Linked DNA regions of Homo sapiens: region 1 is linked to region 2. The links are chromatin loops, found by intact Hi-C in ENCODE. Cell type or tissue: heart left ventricle. All regions are shown on one strand. Each heading gives the region's core, and the rest is flanking DNA. Links, peaks and the distances in the headings are about the cores only. Region 1 overlaps PRKCB (protein kinase C beta). Region 2 has its middle 12 kb from the start of PRKCB.

Region 1 (11,471 bases), core at 3,175-5,674, 80 kb after region 2:
ATTTGGCTAGAGATTTCTGCAGTGATGTCTGATCCTGTGCACCGTGCATTCATCATGTGACCCATTTCTAGTCCTTCTTGACCGCCCCCTCTCCTATGGGGATCCTGAGCTGATAGGGTCACTTCTGTCTCTCCCCCACACTGGAACAGCTCTCTCTAATCTACAAGATTAATTTTTTTTCCTAATCAAAACACAATTGCCAAGGATAGTTTGAAAAATATTAATTGTGTCTGTCATCCTGGGGCTCTGAGCACGTGAGCGTTTGGGATATAATCTTTGCAAATTGCCTATAGTTCATACAGCACAGCAAGAGCCTCTCTCTCTGCAGCCAGTCCTTTATGATCGATCATACCCACCCCCTCTCCCAATGGGCTGTATCCTAAGGGTAAGTAGACAGCATGGGTTCTCTTGCTTAAAAAAAATCGTTAACTCAACGGGGGCGCCTGCTGCTTGATTGGGAGTATGTCGGCATTTAGAGCCTGCTGGCTGCAATCTCACTACGCAGACTGGAAGTTGTGGGGTGTTTTTATCAGCAGGAAACAGCTTTGAGAGCGGAAGGGGAGTGAGAGTAGATGGATAGATGAGGGAATTCGAAGAGGAGGAAGCCGTGGGAGAAATGTCTTCTTTTAAAGACAGACAAGGCAGATTTCTCCAGCCCATCTCTCTGGAATGTCAAGTAGGAATGAAATGGGAAGTTGGGTTAATTCTACCAGGCCTGCCCAGCAACCAGCCTGTTCAGGTTCCCCAGGAGTTGCAGCCTGTTGTCTGAGACTGTGAGGTTCTCTTCCCTGAAGTGTCTTGTGGGAATTGGCTGGTGGCAGCATTTTCTCTGAGGTCCCAAAAATTCGAGTGGTCAAGAAGACACCCTGCAATGATCATTCCCCAACATTGGAGGCCATAAAAGTCAGTCTGGGTTTGCAAATACACACTGGAAGTCTCAGAGCTGGTGCAGACATCTCAGAGCTGGTGCAGACAGACACTGTGGCTGAGTGTGTGTGCCTTGTTCGTTATGGTTTCACTGCTACTGGATTGGTACCTGGTACACAGTAGGCACTGAAAAAATATTCACTGAAAGAAAGAGAAAACTTGATGGCAGTTGTAGGTCTGGGTCTGTTGGAATTTTTACCCCCAGGAAGAGATTTGATTTTAACTCAAAGCCAGTTGATAAACAGCCTCACCCAGCAGACAGAGGGCAGCTTGGGGGAAACTGGAGGGTATGTAGGGTGGGGTGGGGCTCTTATCTGTATGGACAATGCCATATATTTTCTGAAACTTGGATTTTTCTCCTTATAAGGGAGAAGATCCAAGAAGACAATGAAAAAACATTTGCCCCTGCCTTTAGAAAAAATAACCTTTTAATTTTTGGAATAATTTCAGATTTTTAGAAAAGTTGCAAAACATTTACAGAGAGTTCCACTGCATACCCCTCACCCAAAGTTTCCCCCTAATGCTAACATCTTATGCAACTGTGATGCCTTTGCCCCTACCATTTTGAGGTTAACAATTAAGTTAGTATAATACTTATTCTGTACCGAGCTCTATTCTATATCATTTTCCTGCAGTTGTTTATTTGACCCTTTCAGCATCCTTTGAGGAATAAGCACTGTTATAGCAGTCCCCATTTTACAGACGGGGAAGCTGAGGCTCAGCTAGACTCTAGCTAGTGTTCGAAACCTAAGTTGTCTGGCTCCAGTCTCTCACCCCTCACCATTATTATCTGCACAGTAATGATGGTAACTGTCATCTCTTGATGATAATGCGTTCAGGAACTGAGCTCAAAAGTTTTTCCCTCCCTCCCTTCCTCCCTTCCTTCCTTCCTTCCTTCCTTCCTTCCTTCCTTCCTTCCTTCCTTCCTCCCTCCCTCCCTCCCTTCCTTCCTTCCTTCCTTTTTTTGAGATAGGGTCTCACTCTGTCACCCAGTCTGGAGTGCAGTGTCACGATCGTAGTTCACTGTAACCTTGAACTACTGGGCTCAAGCCATCCTCCCACCTCAACTTCTTGAGTAGCTTTGACTACAGGCATAAGCCATCATGTCTACCTAATTTTTAGTTTTTTCTTTTCTTTTTTTTTTTTTTTCCTTTTTCTGTAGAGACAAAGTCTTGCTATGTTGCATGGCTGGTCTCAAACTCCTGGCCTCAGGAGCCCTCCTGCTTCAGCCTCCCCAAGTTCTGGGATTACAGGTGTGAGCTGCCACGCCCAGCCTACTTATGTTATTTCTAAACCCTCCCCTGACTCAGAGCTGTGGTAAAGAGCCCCGCTTTTGTTGTCCTGCTCAGGACAAAAATACATGGCCCCAGGCTTTTGTGAGTAGGATCCGGAAGGGAACTTAAGTGTGTGTGTGTGTGTGTGTGTGTGTGCACCCACGTGTGTGTGGGGGAGTGATAGAGATTCTCCTGGTTTCTGTCCTAGTTTTTTCTAAGCGTATGGAGACAGGTCTGCTCCGTACATCTGGGGATTGGTATTACCACATCATTTCCCCCCTAACAGCAGCAAAGATTCTCAAAGCTTCATCAGAGCATGAACAATCAGAAATGCCTTAATTTTGTTAGTCACAATAAATAATACTTTGATTAATTAGCAAGCACATGCCTTGGGAATATGAGAAAGTAAATGATTTCTACCCTAGATCTTTCAGATAGCTGGGAGGGAAGAGAGTATTAAAATACGCTTTTAACTATGGGTTTTGGATGGAGAAGAGGAGAATGCCGGAGAGGGGAAAGCAGCAGTGGAATTGTTCTTGGAGATAGGAGAAACTGAAACTCTTTCCACCCAGGGTCTTTGCAGAAAGTGGTTCCCACTGCCTGGAATACTTTTTCTTCTCTTTACATGGTGAGCTCTCACTCTAGTCTCAACTTAAATGTCTCCCCCTTTGACAGGCCCTTGCTAACATCCTGTTTCAAGTTCCTTCTGGATATTGATTAGGATGGTAAGCTTCATGAGGTTAAGGATCTCTGTTTCATCCACTGCTCCATCCTCTGGTGTCTGCAACGACGCTGGCACACCATAGGCCCTTATTAAATATGTGTCGACTAAATGAATATGTGGTCTTATTAAATATGTGTCGACTAAATGAATATGTGGTCTATTTCAAGTCCTCGTTTGTGTCTGCCCTAGAACTTAGCACTGTTTGCCATTAGCTTGTCTATTTCCTTGTGAATAGCTAGATTCCCTCATGAGCTATAAGGGCCACGATGGCAGGGGGTGTGTCTACCTTGTTCACCAAGGGTACCCAGGATGAACCTGGCCTGCAGCTAAGGGGGTGGGCTCTAGGGTCAGATTACTTGGGCTCAAATCCCAGATTTCCTATGTTCCAGCTGTGTGATTTCTGCTAATTGTCAAGCCACTCTGTGCCTCATTTTCCACATAGGTGCAAGAGGGGTGATAATAGCATCTATCTCTTGGGGTTGTTGAAAGAATTAAATATGTCAGTATTGGCTAAAACACTTAGAGGAAGCTGGGCGTGGTGGCTCATGTCTGTAATCCCAGCACTTTGGGAGGCTGAGGCAGGTGGATTGCTTGAGGCCAGGAGTTCAAGACCAGCCTGGCCAACATGGCGAAACCCCATCTCTACTAAAAATACAAAAATTAGCCAGACATGGTTGTGGGTGCCTGTGATTTCAGCTACTTGGGAGGCTGAGGCAGAAGAATCGCTTGAACCCGGGAAGTGAAGGTTGCAGTGAGCTGAGATCGCACTACTGCACTCCAGCCTGGGTGACAGAGCGAGTCTTCATCTCAAAAGAACAACAACAACAACAACAAAAAACCACAACACTTAGAAGAGTATCTAGCATATAGTAAGTGCTTCAGTGCTTTATACATGTCAGTTATTGGTAGTACTCAAAATATTTGGGATTTAAAAGTTGGGGGATTTTTACATAAAAGGCACTTTTCCTCTTTGAGTGGTAAAATCTCCCCTAAGAAAGAGGCAAGGACAGATGGAGATGATCTGAGAGGCCCAAGAGATCCTTAAAACCAGGCTTTTTAAGAAATCTGATGTTTTATTTCTCCGTATTGTCATGGAAAAGGCCAGCTTTTAGCATGCCTGGTGTTTCTGGTGTTTTCTTCTCTTCACTGTTTTCTACATTTCTTTCTTTGCATTGGTCCTTTTTTTTTCTTTTTTTTTTTTTTAATAAAAAAAAAATAGCACAGCTCGGAGTCTTGCTTGCTGACTTACTGCTAGAGTGTGGGATCCATTGCTTCCATTTAGAGAAGCAGCCGGCCCTGGAATGTGGCCGCAGGGCTGCCAGGCTGACTCTGTGAGCTGAGCTGGCGAGGAATGCACTTTGCAGCTTGCACTGAGTTTGGCCTTACGTCTGTGGAATTTCTTCTCTCTTCTTACTCATTCGTGTCGTTAAATAAATAACAACACAAGCAGTGCATCCTCCCGGTTATAATGGCAAACAGTACAATGTGTTACAACACACAGTAGCTTGAAGAGGATATCTCTCTCCTGTGGTAGATGCTTCATTCCCCAGAACTTCACTCCTCACCCCCAGAATAGGTTGCCCAGTTAACAGGATGCCTGGTTCAGTCTGCATTTTGGGTAAACAAGGAACACCTTTTTAGTATAAGTATGTCCCAAATATTGCATAGCACCAACTTATCCTAAAACACTATTTGTTGTTTATGTGCTATTCAGGTTTAACTGGGCATTCTGTAGTTTTATTTGCTAAATCTGACAACTCCAGAGAGTCTCCTAGAACCAGTTTCCTGTATTTTCTTCCAGTAATTTTCCAAGCATGTGCAACCTATGGATATCTTGGCAGACTTACTCCTGGTAGAATTCCCATCACCTAGAACAGTGCTTAGGACATTGTAGGTGCTTAATAAATATGGGTTGAATGAGTGATTGACTCTGTACCCACCCCATTTTTCTTCACATAAGTGGAAATATATTATAGTGTTGTTTCATATGTAGCTTTTCCTTTTAATAATGTCTCATGGGGATTGATACATAGAGCTGCCTCATACTCCTCTAAGGGTTTCCTAGCATTCCCTTTTATGATGCATAATGTATTTAACCAGTCCCCTGATGATCGACATTGGTGCTGTTGAGAGTCTTTAGCTATTATAAACAATAAGGTAGTGAGCATTCCTATATATGTTTACCTCTGTGGGTTTGACGACGTGCAAGGATAGGTGTCGCATTGGAATCATGAGGACGGAGGATATGTGCTTTAAAATGTGGATTGATGTTGCTGAATTGCTTTCTGTACAGGATCTGTTCACACTTCCCTCAGACAGCTTGTTCCCCATCTCCTTACCAACATAGAATATTATCAAACTTTTTCATTTTGCCAATCTGATCAGTGAAAAACTAGTATCTCGCTATCATCTTAATTTACATCTCTTTGCTTATGAGAACATTTTTATGTTTGAAAGCTCTATTTCTTTTTCTGTGAACTGCTTCTTCTTTTTTGCCTATTTTTTTCTACTTATTGATTTTTAACCGGTTTTTGTTTGTGAAAGAACATGTCTGTTAGCCTGGCATATGTTTTATATATAATGTAATTTATAAAATTGGTGTTTAACTTTGAAAAAGTGATTTATTATGGATTTTTTAAACTCTGTAGACATTAAAAAATTCCTCAGTAGTCAATTTATGAGTCTTTTCTTCCACATATTCTACATTTTGTGTCTTGCTTAGAAAGGCCTCTTACTCAATGAGATTATAGAGGAATTCTCCCATATTTTCTTTTACTACTTTAACTTCTTTTTTTTTGCATTTAAATCTTTAATCCATCTGGAATTTATTTTGGTTTTAGGAGGGAGGTGAGGATCTAGCTTTATTTTTTACCAGATGGCCAGCCAGTTGTCCCAATACCATTTATTGAATAATCCATCGCTTCCCACAGAATTGAAATGCTGCCTTTATCATATATTAAATTGTGGAGGAGGGATTTTATACTCATTTTCTGACAGCCTCCAGTGCCAGCTAGGCAGCAAGGATTTTAGGGGGTTTCAGCTGACTAGAGGCAAAGATCCTGACCTGAAGGATAACCGCAATTTATTAAACCAGAAATACTCTGTGTAGGAACAGTGGGTTTCCTGGGTGGGGACAGGGTTGGGGTGGGGGAAAGTGAGTGTCCCGTGCTGGGAGGAATTTAGTTACAGCAAGATTTCTCAACCTTGGCATTATTGACATTGGGGGGTGGAATAGGTCTTTGTTGGAGCCTGTCCCATGTAGTGTAGGATGTTTAGCAGCATCCTTGGTCTCTACCCAGTATACACCAGTATTAACTTCACCCTGATTTGTAACAATCAAAAATGTCTCCAAACATTGCCCTGGGTGGCAAAATCATCTTCAGTTGAGAATTACTGCTTTATCAAGCCTGGGTCGAGCAGACCTCCCATCCATTTCTTTTAAACAGAGGCAGGGTCTTGTTCCGTTGCCCATGCAGTGCATGATGTGATCATAGCTCACTGCAGCCTCAAATTCCTGGCTCAAGCCATCCTCCTGCCTCAGCCTCTGGGGAAGCTAGGACTATACCACATGCCCAGCTAATTTTTTAGTTTTTGTAGAGACAGGGTCTTACTATGTTGCATAGGCTGGTCTCAAACTGCTGGCCACAAGCAATCCTCTTGCCTAGGCCTCCTGAAGCACTGGGATTATGGGCGTGAGCCACTGTGCCCAGCCTGAACAGACCGTTGATTAGATGCATGTGAGGCCCTTTCTTGTTCTGAGAGTCTGTCATCAGCAGTATCAATGGCTCCAGATGTCTGGGAGGCAGGAAGGGAGGTGCCTATCTATCTCAGAGACCAGAACACCCAGATTTCTGGTATGAGTGTGGGGTCTGTGGGGAAAGGGTGGAACCATACCGGTCGACTCCGGGAGGAACAGAGGTTCCCACCTAGCCCTACAGGTGAATCTTGCAAAACTCCCTAGGACCTGCCTGGGAGCCTAGCCATTCCCCCTGCTAACCACACCCCCAGACAACAAGGCCTGGCCATGGATCCAGGAACAATGACTCTGAGAACCGGAGGTGGCAGATGTTTTGTGATTTAACAGCATATCGGTTTATTGTCTTATTTTTCTTAGGAGTAAAAGAGTCCATGGGTGTATTGTTGGGGGCAGCAGGAAGCACACGTGTCTATTCGGAGATTTGGGGCAGCAGGTGGGGAGAGAAAGTCCATCTAGACGAGGGAGGTGTGGGAGTGAGATGGAAGAGGAGAGGGAAGTGGGTGGAATCCCTGGGAGCTGGGGGAAGGAGGAAAACACAGAGAGGAGCTGGCTGAGGTTTGAGCAAGGCCTCTGGAGATTGGTGAGAGCTGGGGCGGCGGGGATTCTTTATGACAGTGCTGCAGAGGGAAAAAGGATTGTTGCTGAGTTGGGTGGAGGTAGGTAGGAGTGATTTGAAGAAGGAGGTCCCCTTGGGAAGTTGCATTAGTGGGTGAATGGGGGTTTTATAGGCCAGGCAGAGAATATGGGGAGGGCAACTCCAGCAGATGAACAGCTTTTGCAAGACACCTGTGTGGAGCATGTGGCACCACCTGAGCGTCCTCCCCAGGTGCGGCTCTAACACAGGTGCAGGTTATGTTGGGAGATAGAGAGCCAGAACTCAGGAGTGCCTTGGGTGCCTTGCTGTAAGATTTGGGCTTTCCCTTTATTTCTTTTTTTTTGAGACGGATTCTCGCTCTGTCGCCCCAGGCTGGAGTGCAGTGGCGCCATCTCGGCTCACTGCAAGCTCCGCCTCCCGGGTTCATGCCATTCTCCAGCCTCCCGAGTAGCTGGGACTACAGGTGCCCACCACCGTGCCCAGCTAATTTTTTTTTTTGTATTTTTAGTAGAGACGGGGTTTCACCGTGATCTCGATCTCCTGACCTCATGATCCAGCCGCCTCAGCCTCCCAAAGTGCTGGGATTACAGGCGTGAGCCACCGCGCCCAGCCTGGGCTTTCCCTTTATTTCAAAACACTCCTCACCCACTCAATATAGAAAACCAAAAAATAGAGGTGAGCAAAAGGAAGAGAGTGAAGAACAGCGTGGTGTCACCCACCCAGTGGCCACCTCCATAAACGCTGTCCAGTTTCCTCTGCACGTCCTTAGCATGCTCCCTGCACACCCACTGGGACACCAGCTTTGTGAAGGCAGGGGTTTGTTTTGTTTTGTTTACAGAGCTAGGCGAACAGTTGGCACTCAGTAACTGTGTAATGAATGGATCTGTACTGCAAACCTGATATCACTTGCTCTTTTCACTTCGAAGTTCATGATTCGCTTCCTTGTTAGTAGATACCTTTCTGGGACAGGTTTTTAATGGGCACAAATTATTGGACTGGGTAAATAGGCCACATTTCACGGAACCAACACCCTCCTGCTTTTTATCAGTTTTCTTCCACATTCCTCTATCACAAGTGCTTTCATTTGTTTGGGCTGCTGTAACCATGGGTGGCTTAAGTGACGGAAATGTATTTTCTCACAGTTCTGGAGCTGGAGGTCTGAGGTTCTTGGCGAGACCCTCCTCTTGGCTTATAGATAACCTCTTTCTCCTTGTATTCTCACGTGGCAGAGAGCAGAGAGAGGAAATCAGCTCTCTCATGTCCCTTTTTAAAAATTCACATACATTTAAGTTCAAGTGCAGTTTTATTACATGGGTATATTGCATGGTGGTGAAGTCTGAGCTTTTTGAGTAACCATCACCCAAATAATGTACATTGTATCTACTAAGTAATTTCTCATCCCTCACCCTCTTCCCACCCTCCCAAGTCACTATCATTCCACACTCTATGTCCGTGCACACACATTATAAGCTCCCACTTGTAAGTGAGAACATGCGGTATTTGGCTTTCTGTTTCTGAGTTGTTTCAGTTAAAATATTGACCTCTAGTTCCTTCCACATTGCTGCAAAAGATGCGATTTCATTCCTTTTATGGCTGAGTAGTATTCTGTGGTGTATATAGACCACATTTGCTTCATCCATTTTGAGTCCCTTCTTATAAGGGCCTTGATCCCATTCAGAAAGTCTCCATGATCTGATCTAATCTCATGATCTAATCACCTCCCAAAGGCCCCACCTCCTAAAAGCAACACACTGGGGGGTTAGGCTTCAACCAATTAATCTGTAGAGGACAAACACGTTCAGTCCATAGCAGGAAGCAGTGCCGCCATGGGGAAGAGCATTGTCGTGAAACCTTTTGCCCCTCTTGTTGAGTTTTCTCCTCCAGCACACCCTGAACATGCTGACAGTGTCACCTTCCTCTTTACTTGTCCCTCTTCCGCTCCAAGTTGCCTCCTGGCTTCCCAGTGTCTCTGTGGGCTTGAGACCAGAGCTTGTCATAAGAGATAGATGACGTCACTTGATGGAAAGAGTCAAGTGCAGTGACCAGCACATAGAAGGCGGCCATCAACATTGGTTTCATCCTTTAGAGCAAAGTTTCCCCAAGCGCCTGGTGTGCACTGGTGAGATTTGGGGACGGGGTGGTACTTAAGACCTGGCACTAATTAACACTAGATCACTGTGTGGGAAACATAGTCCCTTTTCTGTTCTCTTCAAATCCTTCTGATCGGGCTGAGGAGAAAGCCTCAGGTTGGTGCTGATGTGCTTTTTTCTCCCAGACCCCCATCCTAACAGAAACAGAGCAGGTCTCAGGCTCGGGCCGTTAGGCAATGATGTCAAGCCAGAATGAACTAACATTATTTTGTTCTCGTTGTGTTTTATTTTCATGGGAAACTTAGAGTTATATTCAGAGATATTGATTTTTTTAATCCCATTTAAAAATAATGTTTTAATTGAGATAAAATTCATATAATGTAAAATTCACATTTTAACCATTTAAAATGTACAATTCAGTGGTTTTAAACATATTTATAATGTTGTAAGCCATCACCACTATTTAATTCCAGAACATTCTCATCACCCCCGAAAGAAACCCTGAACCCCATTAGCAGTCGCTCTCCATTTTTTTTCTCTCTTCCCTGCGGCCCCTGGTAACCAACAAACTAATTCCGTTTCTGTAGATTTGCCTATCCTAGACATTTTGTATAAATAGAATCATACAATGAATGATCCTTTGTGACTGGCTTCTTAGAATAATGTTTTCAAGGCTCATCCAAGGCATGTATCAGTACCTCATTCCTCTTAATGGTTAGATCACTTTCCATTGGGTGGATGGACCATATTTTGTCTATTTATTCATCAATTAGTGAGCATTTGAGTTGTTTCCACTTTTTGGCTGTTATAAATAGCCATAAACGTATATATGCTTTTTTTTTTTTTTTTTTTTTTTTTGAGACAAGGTCACCCAGGCTGGAGCGCAGTGGCACAATCACAGCTCATTGCAGCCTTGAACTCCCAGGCTCAAGTGATCATCTTCCACCTCAGCTTCCCAGATAGCTGGGACTACAGGCATGTGCCACTATGCCCAACTGATTTGTTTATTTTTTGTAGACACAGGGTCTCACTTTATTGCCCAGGCTGTTCTTCAACTCCTGAGCTCAAGTGATCCACCCACCTCGGCCTCCCAAAGTGCTGGGATTACAGGCATGCGCTACCATGCCTGGTCCAATTTTTTGTATAAGCATGTTTTCAATTCTCTTGGGTGTCTTCCTAGGAGTGGAATTGCTGGGCCCTATAAGAGCTCTGTGTTTAACTTTTGCAGGCCATTTCCTGAGTGACTTTAAGTTGAAAAGTAAGTCAGTTTAAAGAAAACTATTAATCATATTGCAGATGGTGTGTGGACATGACAAACGTCATAAACGTGGTTTGCAGTGATGGAAGAGTAGAAATCCTGCTTGGACATGACCTCCTCCATCAACTGTTTCCCACTCACCTTTCCAGCCTGTGGTGCCTCTGTTCCCAGGAGCCTCAGTGCAGCCACGCTGGCCTCTGAACTGTCTTACATGAGATGTCCTTCTTCAAAGATACTGCCGTTTGTCTTGTCCTGGGATATGCGCGACCCACATTTTTTTTTTTTTTTTTTTTTTTTGAGATGGAGTCTCACTGTTTGCCCGGGCTGGAGTGCAGTGGCAGGATCTCGGCTCACTGCAACCTCCGCCTTCTGGGTTCAGGTGATTCTCCTGCCTCAGCCTCCCGAGTAGCTGGGATTTCAGGTGCGCACCACCATGCCCAGCTAAGTTTTGTATTTTTAGTAGAGACGGAGTTTTGCCATGTTAGCCACGCTAGTCTCGAACTCCTGACCTCAGGTGATCCACCCACCTCCGCCTCCCAAAGCGCTGGGATTACAGACATGAGCCACTGTACCTAACTGCGCCACCCCTTTATACCCTCCAGGGAGCTGGACTTTTCAGAGATCATCTTTCACTTAGAATCTACCGTTTAACCCTTAATTGCATTTCCCCTCATATTATTATACTCACTAATGATTTTGTTGGAGAATCTTTTGCCTCTGCTATAAGCCACTTGAGGGTAGCATCTATATTCAAGTAGTCCATTGTTCCTCTCATAGTGCAGCCTCACCTGATCAATGGTGAACAGCTGCTGATGAACAGAACCTTCCCTGGAGGCCCCTGTTCTA
Region 2 (11,471 bases), core at 5,297-7,796:
CTTATATTTATTATTCATCCTTTCTTTTCTGTAGTTTACTCTTCGATTCCTCATAGTCTGCTTTTCATGTCACAGCACTGAAACTGTCCTTGCTATGTTGACTGGTGACAAGAATTTTATGGTCTCTTTTGAGCCCTTTTTATACTTACCCTATTTGTTATATTTGGCATTAAATAAAATCTTTTTTCTAATATCTCTCTCTCTCTCTCTCTCTCTCTTTCTCTCTCTCTCTTCTGTTTCTTGGGATTGTAACGTGGGGTATTTTCTACTACACAGCAGAGGCCATGATGGGCATCATCACTTAAATTATATCATCTACCCCTCCATCTGTTTCACATGTGTTATGCCATCTTTCTATGTATGTGTGTATTTGGAATTTTGGACCTCAAAACTGGACTTTCCTTCTCATCTTCTGGACTCTATGTAATTTAAGGATGTATAAATTTGCATCTGATTTTTGGGTAACCATCCCTCAAATTTGGCTCATATTATGCAGGCAGTCAGCCTGGACTCCTTCACAGAAACTTAAAAAATATCCAGCCAGGCTGAGCGCGGTAGCTCATGCCTATAATCCCAGCACTTTGGGAGGCTGAGGCAGGTGGATTACTTGAGCTCAGGAGTTCGAGACCAACCTGGGCAACACGGTGAAACCCCTTCTCTACAAAAAACACAAGAATTAGCAGGGCATGGTGGTGTGCACCCGAAGTCCCAGCTACTCAAGAGGCTGAGGTGGGAGGATGGCTTAAGCCCAGGAAGTGGAGGTTGCAGTGAGCCAAGATCATGCCACTGCACTCCAGCCTGGGTGACAGCAAGACTGTCTACAACAACAACAACAACAAATATTCAGCCAATTTGGGATGTCTGGCAGTGGGTGAACCACCTCTTATCGTCTGGGAACTGACCTCCCCTTGTAACACCTCAACTGATATACAAAAATAATATACATCGGTTAATATCAGTTCAACTGTCTTAAACAGAAAGGAAAATTAATCAGCTCACATAACAAAAACTTCCAAGGTAGCACCTCTTCAGGGTTAGTAAATTCAGTGGTTCAATGTCATCATAGAGAATCCTTCCCATCTTCTGCCATCCTCAGGCTAGTACCCCTCATAGTCCCAAGATAGCAGAGTTCTAGGGGTCGCCAAGATAGACTGCAAAAATTGCTGCACTACATTTTATCCCCTCCCATAAAGAAATATGGTCTATTTCTCCACCCAACCAGGCTTAGCCACGTGGCTTGCTTTGGTCAATGGGACAACAGCAAATGTGATGCTTGAAGATATTTGAAAAGTGCTTGGGCAGGGCGCGGTGGCTCACACCTTTAATCCCAGCACTTTGGGAGGCTGAGGCGGGTGGATCACTTGAGGTCAGTAGATTGAGACCAGCTTGGCCAACATGGTGAAACCCCTTCTCTACTAAAAATACAAAAATTAGCTGGGCATGATGGCACATGCCTTTAATCCCAGCTACTTGGGAGGCTGAGGCAGGAGAATCACTTGAACCTGGGAGTGGAGGTTGCAGTGAGCCGAGATTGTTGCAGTGAGCCGAGATTGTACCACTGCACTCCAGCCTGAAGGACAGAGTGAGACTTTGTCTAAAAAAAAAAAAAAAAAAAGGCCTGACGCGGGGGCTCACACCTGTAATCTTTGAGAGGCCGAGGCAGGCAGGCAGATCAGGCTGGCCAACATGGTGAAACCTTGTTCTACTAAAAACACAAAAAATTAGCCAGGCGTGGTGGTGGGCACCTGTCTTCCCAGCTACTCGGGAGGCTGAGGCAGGAGAATCACTTGAACCCAGGAGGCGGAGGTTGCAGTGAGCTGAGAATTGCACTCCAGCCTGGGCAACAAGAGAGAAATTCTGTCTCAAAAAAAAAATAAATAAATAAAAAGAAAAGAAAAGTGCTTCCCCGGACCCCTGCCCAACCCTCTTACTGTACTTTGAGAGCCTGACATATCATGTTAGGAAGCCTGGACTAGGTTCCTGATGTAGTCAAGATGAGCCATCCTCAGCTGTCCCTTGTAGATCAAACAGCTTGTGAACTGCTAGACATGTGAATGAAGGCATCCTAGACCATGCAGTCCTAGCTGAGCTAGCTCAGATCAGAACCAGCTGGCTAACCTACAAAATCATGAGAAATAATAGGTGATTCTGTATTGTCGCTGAATTTGTATGTGTGTGTTTTTTCTTTTCGAGACAGGGTGTTGCTCTGTCACCCAGGCTGGAGTGCAGTGGCACAATCATAGCTTACTGCAGCCTTGACCTCTTGTGCTCAAGCAACCCTCCTGCCCCAGCCTCCCAATTAACTGGACTACAGGCATCCGCCGCTGTGCCTGGCTAATTTTTATTTTTATTTTTGTAGAGACAGAGTCTCGCTATGTGGCTCAGGCTGGTTTTGAACTCCTGGCCTTAAATGATCCTCCCACTCTTCCTCCCAAAGTGCTGAGATTACAGGTGTGAGCTACTGCAACTGGCCTAGGGTTTTTTTTTTGTTGTTGTTGTTGTTTTGAGACGGAGTCTCACTCTATCACCCAGGTTGCAGTGCAGTGGCACGGTCTCGGCTCACTGCAACCTCCGCGATTCTCCTGGGTTCAGGCGATTCTCTTGCCTCAGCTTCCTGAGTAGCTGGGATTACAGGTGAGGTGCGTGCCACCACGCCCGGCTAATTTTTGTATTTTTAGTAGAGACAGGATTTCGCCATGTTGGCCAGGCTGGTCTCGAACTTCTGACCTCAGGTGATCCGCCTGCCTTGGCTTCCCAAAGTGCTGGGATTACAGGCGTGAGACATCGCACCCCACTGTAGGGTGGTTTTTAATGTAGCGAAAGCTAATTGATAGAATCACACACAGACACAACAACATACAGTAACAGGAGAGTGGCCGTCTTGACATTGTATCTATTTTTAGCTGTGAGGAATGTTTCCTTATGTATCATTAGCTAGAACTGAATCACAGGTCTATTTCTAAACCCATTACTAGCAAAGGGCACGGAATTACCATGATTAGCTTGGAAAAGCACTGGGGCCATACAGAGAAGAGTAGACTATCCTTCACATGGGGCTTTGCAAAAACATAGGAGCCCTCTATCTTTTTGGGAGAATCACACTGGGAGAAGGGATGGTCAGTGAAGGGACCCTTGGTTTCCTATTGGCATTGCATTATCGGGGGGAAGCAATTGTATTTTCTGATTCTTATCGTTCTCCCACCTCCCACTATGGCAAATTGGACTAGGGATGCACTGTGGAAGAAAGATTAATCAATTAGAGTCTCTCTCTGGGAATTTGGAATTGAGACTATGTGAGAGCATGTGCGGGGGATGGAGATTGTGTCAGGTACACTGGGGGGATGTGGGGAGGCACACACACTCCTACACTCAGGAAGGAGGTATTTCCCAATTTGGAAAGAGAAAAGTAGATGAGAGGAGAGGAGAGAGAGATCAATCCAATTCACATTTTTTGTTTTCTAGATCTGGGGGCCTCGCTGGATTGCTGCTCTTGGCGGCATGAGACACCTCTTAATTCTTGTAGTAATTTCCCCTTCATTTGCTTGAGTTAGCCCTAAAGAGCTTCTGTCACTCACAATAAAAGTGTTTTTAATGTGCCATTCTTATGAAGAGATGCTCAACCTCATTCATAATAAGATAAATGAAAATTAAAATTCCACCAAGAGACTATTTATCACTTATCAGCTTGGCCAAAATAGAAAAGCATGACAATGTTGTGCGTACCGCTGTGGGGGAAACTGGCATTGTCATCATGAGTAGGATGAGTACAGAAGGCCATAGCCTCTGTGGAGGGCAAGCTGGGGACATCTATCAGCCTTGAAAATGCACTTACCCTTTGACCTAGCAATCCCTAGTTCTGGGAATTTATTCGACAGTTGCACTGCTGTGGGGAGGAGATGATGTATGTCCAAGGTCATTTGTTGTAGCATCATTTGCAATAGCAAAAGTTTGGAGATGACCCAAGTTTTTACTGATGAGGGACTGGTTAAACTAACAGTTATACAGAATATGATACAGCTGTAATGATTGATGAAGTTCTCTATGTTCTGATACAGAAAGAACTCCAGAAAAGTTGTGAGTTTTTTGTTTTTCTTTTGTTTATTTTATTTGATTTGTAGAGACAGGGTCTCACTCTGTTGCCCAGGTTGGAGTGCAGTGGTGCAATCATAACTCACTGCAGCCTCAAACTCCCGGGCTCAAGTGATTCTCCCACCTCAGCCTCCTGAATAGCCAGGACTATAGGCGTATGCCACCACACCCAGCTAATTTTAACTTTTTTTTTTTTTTTAATAGTGACAGGGTCTCACTATGTTGCTAAGGCTGGTCTTGAACTCCTGAGCTTAAGCAATCCTCCCACCTCAGCCTCCCGAAGTGTTGGGATTACAGGTGTGAGCCACTGCACCCAACCCAGAAAGATTGTTACGTGAAAAAATAAAGTGCAGAATATTTTACATAGTGAGATACTTTTTTTTCTGTAAGAAAAGAGGAAAGGAAGAATATATCAGAATATATGCAGCATTGATTTTTAAAAATATTTAAATAAGTAAATTTAATAAAGGAAGTATGGAAAGAAGAATAAGAAACGATAAACTAATAAATATGATTACCTCTAGGGGGTGAAGAGAAAGGCTAGGACGGGAGATGCTCCTCTCCATGAAAACCTTTTTATATTATTTTAGCTCTTAAAAAATGAACACATTAACTGTTCTAAAAATGAATGCAAGTAAAACGTCATATTTTAAAGTGAATTCAAATATTAAGTAATTCTATTCTATCCAATTGTCTAAAGAATTGAGGGCAGGCCAGGCATGGTGGCTCATGTCTGCAGTCCTGGCACTTTGGGAGCCCAAGGTGGGAGAATGGCTTGAGCCCAAGAGTTTGTGACCAGCTTGGGCAACAAAATGAGAACCTGTCTCTACAAAAAATAGAAAAAATGGGCTGGGTGCAGTGGCTCAAGCCTGTAATCCCAGCACTTTGTGAGGCTGAGGTGGACGGATCATGAGGTCAGGAGATGGAGACCATCCTGGCTAACACGGTGAAACCCTATCTCTACTAAAAATATGAAAAATTAGCCGAACTTGGTGGCATGCGCCTGTAGTCCCAGCTACTCGGGTGGCTGAGGCAGGAGAATCGCTTGAACCTGGGAGGCAGAGGTTGCAGTGAGCTGCACTCCAGCCTGGGCAACAGAGTGAGATTTGGTCTCAAAAAAAAAAAAAAAAACAAAAACAAAAAAACAAAAAAGAAAAGAAAAAATGAGCCAGGGTGTAGTGGTGTGTGCCTGTAGTCCCATCTATTCAGCAGGCTGAGGTGCGAAGATCACTTGACCCCAGGAGGTCGAAGCTGCAGTGACTCATAATCACACTTTAGCCTGGGTGACAGAGTGAGACCCTATCTAAAAGAAAAGAAAAGAAAAGAAAAGAAAAGAAAAGAAAAGAAAAGAAAAGAAAAGAAAAGAAAAGAAAAGACAAAAAGAATTCAGGGCCAGGGCAGTGGAAGAAAACATACTATGTTTATACCTTGACATTTGTTTAAAAAAAACACCCAAACCTGGAATGTACCAATGAAAATACAAAAGCAGAGAAAGTGTGTGGTAAGTATCCCTTTAACTGAGTAGTTTGTGCTTTCTACATTTGGCGCTGTGGTTGCTTGTTGAAACCTCCCCTCTCCAGGTCACACTACATCCGGAAGCAGTATTATGGATGGGCATTCTGCTTGGCCAGTTGAAGATTAAGCTGACCAGCCAAGCATAGAAAAGAATTCCAGGACAGAGAGAGATGTTGTATTAAACATTTCTTTTCAACCTGAAGGGATCAGGTGGCCTCTTAGAGAAATGACAGAACCTATTTTCTCCTTCTCATCTGTTCTCGCCGTTGGCAATCTCTTGTTGTAGGAGGGAGTAAGTAAAGATTGCCTGGGGGTGGAGGGGTAATAGAGCTGGCATCTTTTCACAGATGTGGGCGGGAGGGTTCTGTTAGCCTGGGAGCCCCATCTCATTGGATACTCAGGAGCATAGATTCGGGAGTCAGAGTGGGGTGGATGGAGCACAGCTGTCCTACGCTAGTAACTGAGTGACCTTGGGCACACACTTGACTCCTCTGTGCCTCAGTTTCTTCATCTTTAAAAGGGGAAAGTGATATCACCTACCTATATGATTACCATGAGGATTAAATGAGTTGATACATTGAAAAATGTTAGTAGAATGCTCAGCACATATGAAGTCCTCAATAAATGTTAGCACTGAAAGAAATAATGATAATTTTATTATTATATGACTTCAGACTAAATAAGAGAGTTGACAAGTATGTAAATGGTTGCCACTCCACATCTCTCGCCAACCAATTTACTGCATCCTTGTGAAGAAGGTTAGAGGAGAGATGTGTGGACACTGATTCACACTGATCTAAGAGAATAAATATAGTTCCAGTAGCTATTATGTGTGAGGCACTGTGTTTGGCCCAGGGAAGGATAAATTGGTAAGCAAAATAGGACTATCTCTGCCTTCACAGAGGTCCTAAGCTACCCAGGGAGATGAATGTGATGGACTGAGTATTTGTGTTTCCCCCAAATTCATGTGTTGAAGCCCTAAGGCCTGTGTGATGGTATTTGGAGGTGAGGTCCTTGAGAGATAATCAGGTTTAGGGGAGGTCGTGGTCCTCCTGATGGGATTAACGTCATTCTAAGAAGAGGAAGAGGCCAGAACTCTCTTTTTCCATCTTGTGAAGATAAACTGAGAAGGTTGCTGCCTGCAAGAGGGGAAGGGAGCCCTCATCAGACTCCGGATCAGGTGGCACCTTGAACTTGGACTTCCCAGCCTCCAGAACTGTGAGAAATAAATGTCTGTTGTTCAAGCTACCTAATCTGTGATATTTTGTTCTGGCGGCCTGAGTTGATGAAGACCATGGCCAAGTAAACAGACAACACAATGCTGTGTAAGTGCAGGCCAGTTCAGGATGCCAGAGGATCACAGGGAAGGAACATCTAATTTAAACCCTAGGAATCAGGAAAAACTTCTTACAGGCAAGGACAGGAACAGCAGACCCCCACTCCACTTGGTAATAAAACAACTATCTCTTTCCTACAGCAAAAATAGTAGTAATAGTAATAGTAGTAGCTGTAGTAGTAGCAGTAGTAGTAGTATGGTAACGATAATGCTAATAATTAAAACACATTGAGGGCTTGTTCTAAGCATGTTACATGCATTAGCTCATTTAATCTTAACGTCTTAGTGGAGCTACTCTGCACTTACATGACTTGGCCTTACCCTAATTCTGCCCACCATAACCTATATTTATTTTAAAAGTTGATATTTCCCTCATCAGGGATTTTTTGCATTAGTTTTGATGTTTTTAAATATTGCATTAAATGTTGTTTATCTTGCTTACTGATTTTTTTTTTTCCTTTTTGAGATGGAGTCTGTCGCCCAGGCTGGAGTGCAGTGGCATGATCTCAGCTCACTGCAACCTCCACGTCGTGGGTTCAAGTGATTCTCTTGCCTCAGCCTCCCAAGTAGCTGGGATGACAGGCATATGCCACCACACCTGGCTAATTTTTGTATTTTTAGTAGAGACAGGCTTTCGCCATGTTGGCCAGGCTGGTCTCAAACTGCTGACCTCAAGTTATCCACCCATGTTGGCCTCCCAAAGTGCTGGGATTATAGGCATGAGCCACCACGCCTGGCCTTACTTACTGATTTTTTGGCATCCCTTTAATTTTGCACTCAGGGCAAGCATCTTTCTCTCCTTACTCTAGTCCTGGCCCTGCTGAGGAACACCATGTGGGGAAGGGTAAGCAGAGCTGTCTAGCCTGCCCAATTCAGGCTGTCTATGCAGAAGGCATTTGCGGTTCCTCCTTTCCAGACAGCATCATGGGAGGAAAGAGAAAGAGAACGCATTCCCTATTTGGACTCAGTCACCCCTTAGCATCCTCCTTCCCAAATAGGGTCCCTGCAATGGCTTTTAGTATTACTTTAACGTGGCATCAAGTCCCACTGAATCTCACAATGAGAGTCCTTCCTTATTTAACTTGCTTTCAATTATTCTAAAACCATCAAGGAGAAAGTGCCAGATCGGTGCTAATAGGTTTTTAACACCTCTCTAATACTTAATGAGCAGGCCTCTGACTTTCCTCCCCTGCCTCCTTGAATGAAGAGGGTTATGGAGCTGGAATTTTAGAATCACAAGTCTGTCCTTGAATCTGAGCCCCATTACTGTACTATTACTGCTGGGAGGACCAGACGACTGTGATGGGAATGATGCTTCAGTCTGGATGTCTGACCTCTTTGTTTGTGCCCTCGTACCTTCATTTTTTTCAGTTTCCCTTTCTAGAATTTAGTAAACCAAACAAGAACTTTCCCTGACCTGAATACTGGGTTCAATTGTGCTGTGTTCATTATTACGCAGCATTTTACCCACGATTACTTCCTGTTCAAGTTCCTGTTTGTTGCTGTACTCTGAGACCCCACCTAGGTACTGGAGGCTCTTCAAGGGAAGAGGAAGACAAAACCTCCTTTCTGAAGGGGAACTTAGCTCAGGGAGTGGGGTAGATACAGGACCACGTGGCATCACAGATCCAACTGTTCAGAGTCAGTCTAAAGGACTTAAATTTTAGTAATTCTACTTCTGGGTGTATTCCTAAGAGAAATAGGCACGTATGTCCACAAAAAGACATGTACAAGGATGCTTATGGTAGGGTTTTCCAAAGTAGTCCTAAACTGGAAATAACCCAAGTAACTATCAACATTTAATGGATAAGTACACTGTGATATATTCATGAACAGCAATACAAAAGAACGAACACAGATACACACAAAAGCATGGATGAATCTTACTGACATTATGTCAAGTGAAAGAATCCAGAAACCGTATGATTTTATTCATATGAAACTCAAGAACAGGGAAAACTAATCTACCATCTCAACCTTAAAAAGGAAGGAAATGCTGACACACAATGGTACATGAATGAACCTTGAAGACGTTATGCTAAGTGAAATTACAGAAAGACAAACACTGTATGAGTCTACTTTTACGAGGTACCTGGAGTAGTCAAATTCATAGAGACAGAAAGTAAAATGGTGATTGCCAGGAGCTTGGGGCAGAGGAAATGGATAGTTGTTTAATGGGTATAGAGTTTCAGTTTTGCAAGATGAAAAGAGTTCTGCAGATTGGTTGCACAGCAATATGAATGTACATAACACCACTGAACTACAAACTTAAAAAGGCTAAGATGGTAAATGTTATGTTATATATTTATACCACAATTTAAAAGATTCTAACAACAACAGCAACAAAACCTAATCTATGATGATGAAAGTCAGACAGTGGCTCCCTTTTGAGGTAATATTTCCTGGGAAAAGGTACAGAAGAGTTTCTGGGGAACTAGAACTTTTCTGTATGTTGACCTGGTGGAAGTCATGTGGGTATATACATATATAAAAAACATAGTCTGTTGCATGTACAGCTTATTGCATAGATGTTATACTATAACAAAAAAGTATTTTAAAGAAGGTAGCCATCTGCTGGGCACAGTGGCTCATGCCTGTAATCCCAGCACTTTGGGAAGCCGAGGCGGGCAGATCACGAGGTCAGGAGTTTGAGACTAGCCTGGCCAACATGGTGAAACCCCGTCTCTACTAAAAATACAAAAAATTAGCTGGGCATGGTTGTGAGCACCTGTAATTCCAGCTGCTCAGGAGGCTGAGACAAGAGACTGCTTGAACCCTGGAGGTGGAGGTTGCAGTGAGCTGAGATCGCACTACTGCACTCCAGCCTGGGTGAGTGGCTCCATCTCGAGCCACTGGAGTGCAGTGGCTCAAACTTGGCTCACTGTAACCTCCGCCTCCCAGGTTCAAATGATTCTTCTGCCTCAGCCTCCCGAGTAGCTAGGATTACAGGCACATGCCAGCATACCTATCTAATTTTTGTATTTTTAGTAGAGATGGGGTTATACCATGTTGGCCAGGCTGGTCACGAATTCCTGACCTCAAGTGATCTGCCTGCCTTGGCCTCCCAAGTGCTGGGATTACAGGTGTGAGCCACCGTGCCCGGCCCATCTTAGCTATTTTTAAGTGTAGTCCAGTGATGTTAAGTGCATTCATGTTGTTGTGCCACCATCACCACCATCCATCTCCGGAACTCTTTTCGTCTTGCAAAGCCAAAGCTATACCCATTAAACAATAATGCTCCATTTCTTCCTGCTCCCAGCCCCCAGCAACCACCATTCTACTTTCTGTCCCTATGATTTTGACTACTCTAGGTACCTCATATGTATTAGTCCATTTTCTGTTGCTTATAACAGAATACCTGAACCTGGGTAATATAAAGAAAAGGAATTTATTTCTTACAGTTATGAAGGCTGAGAAGTCTAAGGTTGAGGGGCCACATCTGGTGAGAGCCTTCTTGTTGGTGAGGACTCTCTGAAGATTGCAGAGGTAGCTCAGGGTATTATATGGTGAGGGGGCTGACCATACTAATGTACTTGTTCAGATCTCTCTTCCTCTTCACATAAAGCCACCAGTTCCCCTCCCATTATAAGACATTAATTTATTAACCCATTAATTCACTCATGAGGGCAGACCACATCATGATCCAACCATCACTTAAGGGCCCCACCTATTAATACTACCACACTGGGGATTAACTTTCCAACACATGAAATCTGGGGGGGTGGGGGAGGCACATTAAAACAATATCGTATAAGTGCAATCATACAGTATTTGTCTTTTTATGACTTGCTTCTTTCACTTAGCATCATGTTCTCAAGGTTCATACATGTTGTAGCATGTGTCAGAATTTTCTTCTTTTTGAGGCTGAATAATATTTCATTGTATGTATATGCTACATTTTGCTTATCTTTTCATGTTTTAGCTACTGTGACTAATGCTGCTGTCAACATGGGTACAAATATTTCTTTCAGACCCTGCTTTCACATTTTTTAATTTCAACCTATTTGTGTCTTTGGATCTAAAGTAGGATCTCTTTATTATTTATTTCTTTATTTATTTTTGAGATGGAGTCTTGCTGTGTCACCCAGGCTGAAGTGCAGTGGCTTGATCTCGGCTCATTGCAAAGTCCACCTACCAGGGTCAAGTGATTCTCCTGCCTCAGCCTCTGTAGTAGCTGGGATTATAGGTGCCCACCACCACGCCTGGCTATTTTTTTTTGTGTTTTTAGTAGAATGAGGTTTCACTACGTTAGCCAGCCTGGTCTTGAACTCCTGATCTCAGGTGATCTGCCTGCCCTGGCCTCCCAAAGTGCTGAGATTACAGGTGTGAGCAACCATGCCTGGCCTAAGGTGAGTTCTCTTGTTGTAGACAGCATATAGTTAGGTCGCATTTTTGAAAATCTATTCTGCCAATCTCTGTCTTTTGATTTGAGAGTTTAATCCATTTACATTTAAAGTAATTACTGAGAATGAGAGACTTACTTTTCTCATTTTGATATTTGTTTTTTATATAACTTATAGCTTTTCTTGTT

Evidence for each region. Hi-C counts contacts between places; a loop is a spot of excess contacts. Peaks named below come from ENCODE experiments on the same cell type or tissue, not always from the same donor. Only the 100,000 strongest peaks of a DNase experiment are listed, where the experiment ranks them.
Region 1: it touches region 2 in a loop (1.9-fold over the local background); 12 of 110 quality-filtered maps call a loop at or near these places.

The regions. Positions count from the first base shown.
Region 1 is chr16:23,900,929-23,912,399 of GRCh38, forward strand. All of the region lies in intron 2 of PRKCB (protein kinase C beta), which reads left to right. Among named protein-coding and RNA genes, the nearest start is that of PRKCB, 71 kb to the left of the region's middle. RefSeq lists an enhancer at 463-607, a cis regulatory region at 526-543 and a silencer at 3,177-3,362. In heart left ventricle, for the core only: no CTCF peak of the experiment used is centred there; a DNase peak (open chromatin) is centred at 4,243.
Region 2 is chr16:23,818,307-23,829,777 of GRCh38, forward strand. No RefSeq gene overlaps it. Among named protein-coding and RNA genes, the nearest start is that of PRKCB, 12 kb to the right of the region's middle. RefSeq lists cis regulatory regions at 3,564-4,067, 8,251-8,623 and enhancers at 8,164-8,303, 8,334-8,433. In heart left ventricle, for the core only: no CTCF peak of the experiment used is centred there; no DNase peak of the experiment used is centred there.